Linked DNA regions of Homo sapiens: regions 2 and 3 are each linked to region 1. A link is an interaction called in ENCODE POLR2A ChIA-PET data of the cell type or tissue named here. Cell type or tissue: GM12878. All regions are shown on one strand. Region 1 overlaps FES (FES proto-oncogene, tyrosine kinase). Region 2 has its middle 60 kb from the start of CHASERR. Region 3 overlaps BLM (BLM RecQ like helicase).

Region 1 (4,000 bases):
CAAGCTGGTGGCCTCTGCAGGCCTAGGTGCAGCTCCTCAGCGGCTCCAGCTCATATGCTGACAGCTCTTCACAGTCCTGGACTCCTGCCACCAGCATCCACACTGCCGGCAGGATGCAGCGCCGTGTCCTCTCTGTGTCCCTGCTGCTGCCAGGGCTTCCTCTTCCGGGCAGAAACAATAAAACCACTTGTGCCCACTGAACACTCCTGGCATGTGCACTCCTCTGGAAGGCAGGTCTCAGAAGGCACAAGTGCCGGTATGGTGGCCTTGGGGAAGGAGGAGGACAGGCAGTATGCATGGGGCAGAGCTGACATGATTTAGTAGCAGCTGGATGTGAGACATGCGGAAGGCGGGGGAGAGATCAGGATGATATACAGGCTATGGCCAGATGGCGGTGTCATCCCCTGAAATAGGATTATAGGAAGAGGATCAGAGCTTCGAGGAGGATGTTGAGTTTAGAGATGTTGCATTTTATTGGAGATAAAAGTGTGGGTGAAGCCAGGTGTGGTGGTAGACACCTGTAGTCCCAGGTACTTGGGAGGCCAAGGCATGTGGATTGCTTGAGCCTAGTTTGAGACCAGCCTGGGCAACATGGCAAAACTCCATCTTTACAAAAACAAAAAACAAAAAACAAAAAACCAAGAAAATTAGCCAGGCGTGGTGGCACACACCTATAGTCCCAGCTACTCAGAAGGCTGAGGTAGGAGGATCAATTGAGCCTCGGAGGTCGAGGCTGCAGTGAGCTGTGATCACACCACTGCATTCCAGCCTGGGCAACAAAGCGAGGCCCTGTCTCAAAAATAAGTAAATAAAAATAATAAATAATTAATTTAAAATGTAGATGAATAGGTCTGGAAGCCCAGATGGAGATGAAGGCTGGCAATAGATGTGTGAATCATTGGCTTATGAATATTAGAGAGTAGCTGACACTATGGATGCGTATAACACTCGCATAAAATTCAGGAGGAGATGAGAAGAGAGTTCCACTCAAAGAAGACTGATGTGGCTGATGAGGAAGAAAATGCTTTTGAGGGAGTTGTTTCTCAAGATGAATTTATTGAGGAATAAGATGGCAGACTGGGGAGCCTTCACCTCCTCCCCTAAGTCCCAGTGAAACCTAAAAAGTCATCTGAAATATTAACATCACCAAAAGCGAAGTTTGAGAAGATAAGGAAGTATGAACATAACTAAAAAACAAAGTGGGAAACATTTGTAATACAGAACAGGGCAATGAAAACCTTGAAGTAAAATGGCCATCCCTCAAGAAAGTTCAGGAAATAGTTAACATCAGCTGGGTGCAGTGGCTCACACCTATAATCCCAGCACTTTGGAAGGCTGAGGCAGGTGGATCACCTGAGGTCAGGAGCTCGAGACCAGTCTGGCCAACATAGTGAAACTCCGTCTCTGCTAAAAATACAAAAAAAATTAGCCAGGCGTGGTGGTGTGCACCTGTAATCCCAGCTACTCTGGAGGCTGAGAAGGGAGAATTCCTTGAACCGGGGAGATGAAGGTTGGAGTGAGCAGAGACCGCGCCATTGCACTCCAGCCTGGGCAACAAGAGCGAAGAACAAAACTATGTCTCAAAAAAACAAAACACAGCAAACAAAAATCTATTTTGAAAGAGATGAGAGTGAGCCATATAACTTGTTTAAACAAAAGGAAGTTGTGTTGTCGTGTAATTAAATGAAAATACTAGGAAGTGAAATAATACCTCCAATGGAAATGGTAGAAAGCAGAACTGAAAAACTTCTGCTAGGTAGGATATGGTAGGTCTCTGCACGCCACCACTCCCATTGCAACCGCTAGGGAAAAAACAGCTAAGATGAAAATGTCTTTTTTTTTCTTTTTTTTTTTTTTTTGAGATGGAGTCTCGCGCTGTTGCACAGGCTGGAGTGCAGTGGCGCGATCTCAGTTCACTGCAACCTCTGCCTCTCGGGTTCAAGCGATTCTCCTGCCTCAGCCTCCTGAGTAGCTGGGATTACAGGCACGCATCACTACGAGCGGCTAATTTTTGTAATTTTAGTAGAGACGGGGTTTCAACATGTTGGTCAGGCTGGTCTCAAACTCCTGACCTCAAGTGACCCGCCCACCTCGGCCTCCCAAAGTGTTGGGATTACAGGGATGAGCCACCACGCCTGGCCGAAATGTCTTATTTTTAAAAAGAATGAAGAGTGGTCACAGAAATAAAGACTGAATGGACTAAAATTTCAAGGAGGGAAGAGCCCTTCCGAGTTGAACTAGTGATAGGCAGCTATTTTCTTCCCTGAAACATTTGCCCATTTGGGACATGAGGATCAGACTTGGCCCAAGCAGAGAGACTCTACTGGGGAAGAGAGAAAGGAACAGTTTTTGGTAGTTGCAAGGACTTGCTATGGATTAGGACCTAGAGGAGCACAAAATGCAGAGTGTTTTCCCCATGGGACATTTGCTGAGTTCTGAGGCAGTGCAGGAGACTGAGAAGGCAAGTCCCACAGTCTTGCAGTGTTTAGAGAGGAGGCCTGGAGTGAACAAATAGCTGGTCTCCCCAACATAAGGTATTTGCCAGGTTTTGCGCCTGTGTGGGTTGGGAAGCTAAAGAGCTCCCTTTAAATCTCTGAAGAGCAGAACTTTAAGATCTGAGAGAGACAGAGACTGACTAGGCTTTCAATCCAAAATCCAAGAGGGCCATTCCTAAGGAACAAGGACAACCAGGAGGGGATTGAATTTTACTGCAATTCCAACACTGCCCCAACCCAGTTCAGTACGTAATTGCATCGAAGTGACTAGCTCCTGTAGGGAATAACAAGATTTGAAGCCCCTATCCTTCTTTTATACCCAATATGTGACATACAATTAAAAATCATAAACCATGCAAAAAATGGAGAAATGTGGGGCTAATACATAAAAGAAAAAATAAATAAAAGCAGACCCACATGTGATCCAGGCATTGGAACTGGCAAAGATTTTTAAATAACTTGGTTAATATGTCAAATAGAGAAGAAGATGGACAAAAAAGAAGCAAATGTAGAGAATGTCAACAGAGTTGGAATCTATTAAAAGAGGATGAAAGGAGGCTATTGAACTGAAAAATACCCCTGAAATTACAAACTCATTGGATGGATTTCATAAACATTGATAGAAGTAAAGGATAAAATCACAATCGAATTTAGAAATTAAGTCATATCAGAAAACAGAATTAGTGAACTTAATAGGTTAAAAGGAGGTACCTAAACTGAAGTACAGAGAGGAAAAAAGAGAATGGAAGCTAAGAAACATGGGACTATATGAATAATTCAAGTTACAGAAGAAGTGGAGAGAGAAATTAGGTCCAGAACAACTGGAAAATGACCCAAACGTATATACAGCAATAAAAACAAACAAACAAAACACCACTAATATATGCACCGACATTGATGAATGTCAAAGACGTGGTTGGGCACAGTGGCTCATGCCTGTAACCCCAGCACTTTGGGAGGCCAAGGTGGGCAAATCACTTGATGCCAAGAGTTGACCAGCCTGGCCAACATGGTGAAACCCCGTCTCTACTAAAAATACAAAAATTAGATGGGTGTGGTGGCACATGCCTGTAGTCCCAGCTACTCAGGAGGCCAAGGCATGAGAATCACTTGAACCCAGGAGGCGGAGGTTGCAGTAAACTGAGATCGCACCACTGCACTCCAGCTTGGGTGACAGCAAGACTGTCTCAAAAAAAAAAAAAAAAAGTCATACTGAGTAAAGAAGCCAGACATGAAAAGAGTTCATACTTATGATTCTATTTTATGAAGTTCAAGAACAGGCAAAACTAAGTTACAGAGAAGTCAAAGCAGTGCTTATGTCTGGAGGGTCCTGATGGAAAGGCGTGTGAAGATGGAGGGGAAAAGGTTCACCATGGTGCCCTTACAACCATGTGTGTCTCTACATGGGCCACATAGGCAAGGCTGGACCACAGTCTGACAGCCACTATGGTGTGCTTAGGGACTGCTTGGCCACTTAACACGGGAACATTTTGGGTAGATGGGAA
Region 2 (4,000 bases), 1.9 Mb after region 1:
GATGACGGTTAACTATAGAACCATATAATTACGTGTAGTTCAGTTTGGGTAATGATGCCCCGGGCCATGTCCACTCCCCTTTTAAAAATACTTGTTGATTTTTCTTTTTTTTGTTTGTTTTTTGAGACAGAGTCTCGCTGTGTCGCCCAGGCTGGAGTGCAGTGGCCCGATCTGGGCTTACTGCAACCTCCGCCTCCCGGGTTCAAGGGATTCTCCTGACTCAGCCTCCCAAGTAGCTGGGATTATAGGCCCCCGCCACCATACCTGGCTAATTTTTTTGTATGTTTACCAGAGACAGGGTTTCACCATGTCGGCCAGGCTGGTCTCCAACTCCTGACCTCAGGCGATCCGCCTGCCTCGGTCTCCCAAAGTGCTGGGATTACAGGCGTGAGCCACCGCGCCCGGCCCTATTTTTCTTTTTCTTGAAATATTAGTTTACGGCCGGGCCCAGCTACTCGGGAGGCTGAGACAGAAGAATCGCTTGAGCCCGGGAGGCTGAGGTTGCAGTGAGCCGAGATCGCGCCATTGCACTCCAGCCTGGGCAACAAGAGCCAGACTCTGTCTCGGGGGAAAAAAAAAAAAAAAAACTTACACCTAGATCTGATCTTATGGCACCACTATAATTATTATTAGATTATAAATTCCTTGGGGATAGGAACTTTGTTTCTTATCCATCTTTGTATCCCGAAAGTGGCTCTGCCTGTAACAAACCTTCAAATAAAGTTGCTAAGTAATACTAATTCACATCAAAAAGATACTAATTAACATTTATTCTGCCGAGCACTGCCATTAAGATAGGTACCTCCATTTTATTCCCCATTTTACAGATAGAGAAACTAAGGCTCTGGAAGGTTAAGTAATTGCCTGAGGTGCCACAGCTAGTCGTGTATGGTGGAATCCGCATCCAAACCCAAGCAGTCTGATAAGAGCCTGCCCTAAGGCAGCCATTGTGCTATATACTGCCTCTGTAAATATAATACTACTGGGAGTACATGATGTCTTCTAAGTGCAGCACTTGCAGAGTGTGAAAGCCTCTTTCCCTGAAGTACACCTCTCTTTGTTGCGAACTGACTTCTCACATTTGAATCAGGTATTAGTCATCCAGCCATTTAGATGCTTCCCTCTGAGCTGAAAGCCCCAACCCTAGCCAACCTTGGTGGCAGGGATTGGGGAAGTATAATTTAAAATTTTCTGCCAACCTATAAAGGAAAAACAAAAACCCAAAAAACAAAACAACAACAACAAAAAAACCTACCCACAAAAGCAGAAGAAAAAACAGTTCTATGATAGAATAAGCATTAAGTTCAAATGTGGTGTGCATCACAGGTCATTAGCTAGAGATTGCAAAGGACAGAAAGAAATTTCACCCTTTTACATACCTAAGCAGATATACCCCGTTACCATACATGTTTTCAAGATTAAATAGTAACCAGTCTCCAAGTAAGAGGACTTGGCAGCACCACTTGTCACAGCTAGTTCATGCAAAATGCACACAGTAATTGGTAGCTGGTAATCTGTGTTAGCTAATTAGTTTTATTTAGAGGAAAAATAAACTTACATTTTTATAACAGGAATTAGGTTTGCACCTTGAAGTAAGGCACCTACTGGAGTTAACACTCCTGCTCTCCCACAGAAACTGTAAGTAGGGATGCTACCTTCTGTGGTGATTGCATTTCAAAGAGACAGCTCCCAGGTCACTGAGTAAGACATTTCTGGGCTGTAAAGCTGGTAAGAGGCTTATTTAGCTTTTAAAAAGATTTACATACCTCTCAAAGGGTTAGAGAAAGAATTTTCCCTTACAAGTTTTCTCAAATAAATGCTGAAAGGAAGGGAGGAAGGGGAGTCTTTTTCCCTTGCTGTACCCGGGACACATTGATTTACATTTTAGATCTGCATCTGTGTCAAGATTAGACCAGCTATTCCAGTCAAAGAGTCAGCTTGCACTCAGAGTCAGCTTGTTGGCCCACCCTTTCCACAGACATAATAATGAATCAGATAGTGGGAAGCCAGGAGAAGGTATTGTCAAATGCTGGGGGTTAAATCCTCTATTTTGATGGAAACTTTTACTTCCTGGTTTCTTTGAAATTAAGCCTAATTTCTGGCAGATGCTGAAGTGAGTTTGCATGCTGCACCAGGCCACAATAATGTGTCTAAGAAATGCAGACCAGGCAACTGGCCTTGATGTTCTTTTGAGTTGTCTTCACTCCTCAGTCTGCTCTCTTCTACTCATGTAGGCACCTTGGAGATGCCTCACAAGAAGGACTTCTCTCCACTGACCTCCTGATCTTAAGACATCTTTGCTTCTAGCATCCTACCTTAGCTTCTTTTCCAAAAGACTCAGGCTACTTGTGGCTGTGCTGATAACCAAGCCTGGACCACCTTCCTTCACCATTTCTGCTGGCTTGGCTCAACCAGCAAGACAGTTCCTACTATCCTTTCCTTCTGGAATCCTTCCCTGACCTACCTTACTGCTCATGCACCTGCATCTGATTTGGTCTCCCCTGGGCTCCCAGACCACTTGGTAATTTCTCCTATTACAGCACACAGATAGTTAAGTGTGGGTAGTCATGTTTAATTCTCTAGTCCATAAACTTCTTATTTTATATTCAAAGATTTTTTAAATCTTTTTGTTCCCAGCACTTCACGGCAGGGTGCCTACATGAGTAGATCTGAGATCTTAAAACTGGTGGCCTACAGGTTGAGTCAAGCCCACCAAACTATTTTGTTGGGCTCTTTTTAACATTCGTTTTGTAAAATTTGAAGCTACATTTTAAAATCTGAATTTACATACAAATCAGAGACTTCGCCTTTTTTTTTTTTTTTTACTTTTTGCTCATCTAAAGAACAAGATACAGCAGCCAGGTGGGGTGGCTCATGCCTGTAATCCCAGTATTTGCGAGGCCGAGACGGGTGGATCACCTGAGGTGAGGAGTTCGAGACCAGCCTGGCCAACATGGTGAAACCCTGTCTCTACTAAAAATACAAAAATTAGCTAGGTGTGGTGGTGCACACTTGTAATCCCAGCTACTTGGGAGGCTGAGGCAGGAGAATCTCTTGAACCTAGGAGGCAGAGATTGCAGTGAGCCGAGATTGCGCCACTGTACTCCAGCCTGGGTGATAGAATGAGACTCCATCTCAAAAAAAAAAAAAAAAAAAAAAAAAAAGAACAAGATATGGCTACCCTATCAGCAGGTGCCTAGTGCTACTTTAGATGGTATATGAGCTGTCCACTTTGCCATAGCCTTTGCCATTCCCTGTTGCTTCTCCATTGATGCTAAGTATGAAGTGTCATTTATATTGAATCTGCACTAGTATTTTTCTTGGAGTAAAGTATTTCTAAGTACCAAAAGAGAGAAAACAAGACAAAAGCATCTTTCAAGAATAATGAGAGGGAGCCCTTTTTTGCGGGGGGGGGGGGGGGGCGGGGGGACAGAGTTTCGCTCTTGTTGCCCAGGCTGGAGTGCAATGGTGTGATCTCGGCTCATTGCAACCTCTGCCTCCTGGGTTCAAGCAATTCTCCTGCCTCAGCCTCCCGAGTAGCTGGGATATTACAGACATGCACCACCACGCCCGGCTAATTTTGTATTTTTAGCAGAGATGGGGTTTCTCCATGTTGGTCAGGCTGGTATCAAACTCCCAACCTCAGGTGATCTGCCCACCTCGGCCTCCCAAAGTGTTGGGATTACAGGCGTGAGGCACTGCACCCAACCGAGGGAGCCCATTTCTTAGTGGAAATGAAGAGTTGCCTCTGTTTATTAGACACATAAAATGTGTCTGTTTCTATTTTTCTTAAATCTAGCTGCTTTGCTCATTAAAGTTAACTTCCTGGCCTCTATAGATATTTGAATTTTTGACTCTTAGGGTCAAAAACTGAGGCATGGTTGGAGTCGTGGGGGAGGAGGAAGGAAGGATAAACAAGTTCAGCAAATGGTTAAGATTCCAAACTAGCTGGGTGCGGTGGTGGCTCATGACTATAATCCCAGCACTTTGGGAGGCAGAG
Region 3 (4,000 bases), 120 kb before region 1:
GAGTCTCACTCTGTAGCCCAGGCTGGAGTGCAGTGGTGCGATCTTGGCTCACTGCAACCTCCACCTCCCAGGTTCAAGTGATTCTTCTGCCTCAGCTTCCTGAGTAGCTGAGACTACAGGTGTGCGCCACCACGCCCAGCTAATTTTCGTATTTTTAGTAGAGATGGGGGTTTCCCCATATTGGCCAGGCTGGTCTTGAACTCCTGACCTCATGATCCGCCCAACTCAGCCTCCCAAAGTGCTGGAATTACAGGCATGAGCCACCGTGCCCAGCCTATGTTTAACGTTTTAAAGAACTGTCGCACTGTTTTCCAAAGTGGCTGTGCCATTTTACATTTTCACTAGCGATGTATGAGGGTTCTAATTTTTTCATATCCTCACCAACACTTGTTTTTGTCTCTCTTTTTGACCCAAAGATTTTTTTAAATTAATAAAACACTTTTCTGAAAATAAATATATTTTTTTAATGTGGGAAAAAGCAATAAGGCCATTGTTATGCCCAGTCACCATAGCATTCCTATCGGTGGAGAGACTCATGCACCGTTTCCAACTTAAGCCCAAATCAACTCAAATGCATTTTAAGATTTTCTTCATCATTTGTATTCCTAGACAATTCTTTAATCTACTACCTTTTTTGCCACAATCTGCTACACATTCTGCCTTTTCAAGCACTAAAAGGACTCTAGGAGTTTTTTGCAAAGAAATGCTGTCATAAGAGTGGTGGTATCAAAGTATTGTTTAACGGTAGTCTCAAAGACTTTCAGGGTAATGCATTCTGTGATTATAGAGATGAAAGAAACAACATCATAAAGTGAAGGTCATCTTCATTCCCACCACCTTATTCTCAGTATATCTGAAATCAGAACATCCTAATAAGGACCAAAATACTTTGTTCCTAGTTATTCTTCACCCTTAACAGAAATAAGTAAAACACCGAAAGATATGAGGCCCTCCTACCAAGGATTTCTAGTGCTTTAATTAAAGAAAATTTCACCTACACTCATACTATTTTTCAGTTTGCTTTGTTTGGTGTCCTGGAGGTTTTTACATCCTGGAACAGTGCACAGTGGTAAAATTCAGAATGGATGAAAAGTAGGATTGGTTTGTTTGTTTTCAGGAAGTGAGGCAATCGTAAAAGGGAAAAATGGGAAAGGCGAAACAAGCAGGATGTCTTTTTTTTTTTTTTTTTCTTTTTAGACAGAGTCTCACTCTTCGCCCAGGCTGGAGTGCAGTGGTGTGATGTCGGCTCACTGCAACCTCCGCCTCTCAGGTTCAAGCGATTCTCCTGCCTCAGCCTCCTGAGTAGCTGGAATTACAGGCACGTGCCACCATGCCTGGCTAGTTTTTGTATTTTTAGTAGAGACAGGGTTTCACCATGTTGGTTAGGCTGGTTTCAAACTCCAGATCTCATGATCTGCCCGCCTTGGCCTCCCAAAGTGCTGGGATTACAGGCGTGAGCCACCGCGCCCGTCCAGGATGTCTTTTTTCTAATTAGAGACGAGGGTCTCACTTTGTTGCCCAACTGGTCTTGAATTCCTGGGCTCAAGTGATCCTCCTGCCTTGGCCTTCCAAAATGTTGAGATTATTGATGTGAGCCACCACCCCTGGCCAGAATTTCTTGTCTGTGGGAGCATTCTCAGATCAGTCTTATGAAAAAGGACAGCCAGCCCTTCCTATCTGCAGTTTCTGCATCTGCAGATTCACCCAACTGTATATCAAAAACATTTGAAAGAAAAATAGTTTCTGAAAGTTTCAAAAAGCAAGATTTGAATTTGCTGAGCACCAAGCGCTATGCTGTGTCCACATGAATGAAGTGATGTGTAGGCATACTCTGCTGTATCCTCCCGCCAGGACAGAAGAAAAATGTCACATAGTTACTGACAGTACAGTGTAGCAACTATTTACATGGCATTTATTTAATACATTGTATTGAGTATTATAAGTAATCTAGAGATGGTTTAAAGTGTGCAGGAGGATGTGCATAGGTTATATACATATACTACACCATTTTATATCAGGGACTTGAGCATCCTTGGATTTAGGTATCCGAGGAGGCCCTAGAACCAATCCCCCATGGGAAACCAAGGGATGTGAAAATTGAGGGTCTGAATTTGTTTAAGATTCACAGAACAGACTGAAAAGACAAGAGAGGAGATAATGGAGAGAACAAGCTCACTGAGGAAGTGGGCGGGAGGAAATGGGGCAAGAATAGTAGACCAGAGGAAGAGGAGGAGCACATCTGTCTCAGAGTCAGCCACATTTTATTTGGGGCCAAGAACAAAAATAAAGTGACTGTAATCAGTAGGGCTTTAACTCCTTCTGCTGTCCTGCAGTTAGCTTTTTATGTATCCTGGGGTGTCCAATCTTTTGGCTTCCCTGGGCCATACTAGAAGAAGAACGATTGTCTTGGACCACACATAAAATACACTAACTGGCCGGGTATGGTGGCTCACACCTGTAATCCCAGCACTTTGAGAGGCCAAGGTGGGCAGATCACCTGAGGTCAGGAGTTTGAGACCAGCCTGGCCAACATGGTGAAACCCCATCTCTACTAAAAATAACAAAAATGAGCTGGGTGTGGTGGCGGGCACCTGTAATTCCAGCTATTCAGGAGGCTGAGGCAGGAGAATTGCTTGAACCCAGGAGGTAGAGGTTGCAGTGAGCCAAGATCGCACCCTTGCACTCCAGCCTGGGTGACAAGCGCGAGACTCCCTCTCAAAAAAATAATAATACACTAACAGTAACAATAGCTGATGAGCTTTATAAAAGAATCATAAAAAATCTCACTGTTTTAAGAGAGCTTATGAATTTGTGTTGGACCACATTCAAAACCATCCTGGGCTGCATGTGGCCCGTGGGCTGCGGGTTGGATGAGCTTGAGTACCTGGTCAAAATTTGGGAACATTGATGGCCTAAAAATACGTATATTTCCTGTGTGATTTCCTTAATATTTTAAATAATGTTCTAACCATCTCTGCTTTTAGTCAGCCTCATCTTGGAGTCAAGAGACTGGGCTCCTGACTTACTTTGTCTTTCTATATGTTTTCTCTTCCACAATCCTAATTTTTTGTCATCTAGTCCCATAAACATTCCCTCTTTATCACCATTCTTTTCTTTAACCCTTAGCCTTACTTCCATTTCAGTGTTCTATTGTGTAAGCTGCTAGCGACAATATTCAACTTAAGACTACTTGGTAGGCTGGGCCCGGTGGCTCATGCCTGTAATCCCAGCACTTTGGGAGGCCAAGGCAAGTGGATTGCTTGAGGTCAGGAGTTCGAGACCAGCCTGGCCAACATGGTGAAACTCTGTCTCTACTAAAAATACAAAAATTAGCTGGGCGCGATGGTGGGCATCCATAATCCCAGCTACTTGGGAGGCTGAGGCAGGAGAATGGCTTGAACCCAGCAGGCAGAGGTTGTAGTGAGCCAAGATTGTGCCACTGCACTCCAGCCTGGGCGACAGAGTGAGACTCTGTCTCAAAAAAAAACAAAACAAAACAAAACAAAAACTACTTGATATTAGCTTGGGCTGCTATGACAGAATACTGTAGACTGGGTGGCTTAAACAACAGAAATTTATTTCTCTTGGTTCTGAAAGCCAGGAAGTCCAAGATCAAGATGCTGGCAGATCCCAAGTCAGATGAAGTCCCTCTTCCTGGTTTGCAAGTGGTAGTATTCTCTTTGCATACTGACATATGCGGGTGGGGAGAGCCAGCAAGGTCTCTACTTATTTTTGAGCACTTATCTCATTCATAACTCCACCCCTCATGACCTAATTATCTCCCGGAGGCTCCAACTCCTAATACCATCACACTGGGGGTTAGGATTTTAGGGGGGACACATGTAGTCTATAACAATACCTAAAGTCATATTTTCTCATAATAACTAAATTTTATGTTTGGGACTTTTTTAGGTTTAGCATGAGCTTTAACAGACATAATCTGAAATACTATGTATTACCGAAAAAGCCTAAAAAGGTGGCATTTGATTGCCTAGAATGG

The links. Peaks named below come from ENCODE experiments on the same cell type or tissue, not always from the same donor. Only the 100,000 strongest peaks of a DNase experiment are listed, where the experiment ranks them.
Region 2: POLR2A ChIA-PET joins it to region 1 with 5 read pairs; 1 of 35 experiments calls an interaction of 5 or more read pairs at or near these places.
Region 3: POLR2A ChIA-PET joins it to region 1 with 8 read pairs; 4 of 35 experiments call an interaction of 5 or more read pairs at or near these places.

What each region holds. Positions count from the first base shown.
Region 1 is chr15:90,895,576-90,899,575 of GRCh38, forward strand. FES (FES proto-oncogene, tyrosine kinase) reads left to right here. Exons shown (of 19, transcript NM_002005.4): 19 at 1-201. Among named protein-coding and RNA genes, the nearest start is that of MAN2A2, 5.7 kb to the right of the region's middle. In GM12878, no CTCF peak of the experiment used is centred here; a DNase peak (open chromatin) is centred at 1,746; H3K27ac peaks cover 1,578 bases.
Region 2 is chr15:92,820,860-92,824,859 of GRCh38, forward strand. No RefSeq gene overlaps it. Among named protein-coding and RNA genes, the nearest start is that of CHASERR, 60 kb to the right of the region's middle. RefSeq lists enhancers at 1-201, 3,943-4,000. In GM12878, no CTCF peak of the experiment used is centred here; no DNase peak of the experiment used is centred here; H3K4me3 peaks cover 115 bases; H3K27ac peaks cover 530 bases.
Region 3 is chr15:90,778,910-90,782,909 of GRCh38, forward strand. BLM (BLM RecQ like helicase) reads left to right here. Exons shown (of 22, transcript NM_000057.4): 13 at 3,913-4,000. Among named protein-coding and RNA genes, the nearest start is that of BLM, 64 kb to the left of the region's middle. In GM12878, no CTCF peak of the experiment used is centred here; a DNase peak (open chromatin) is centred at 2,242; H3K27ac peaks cover 259 bases.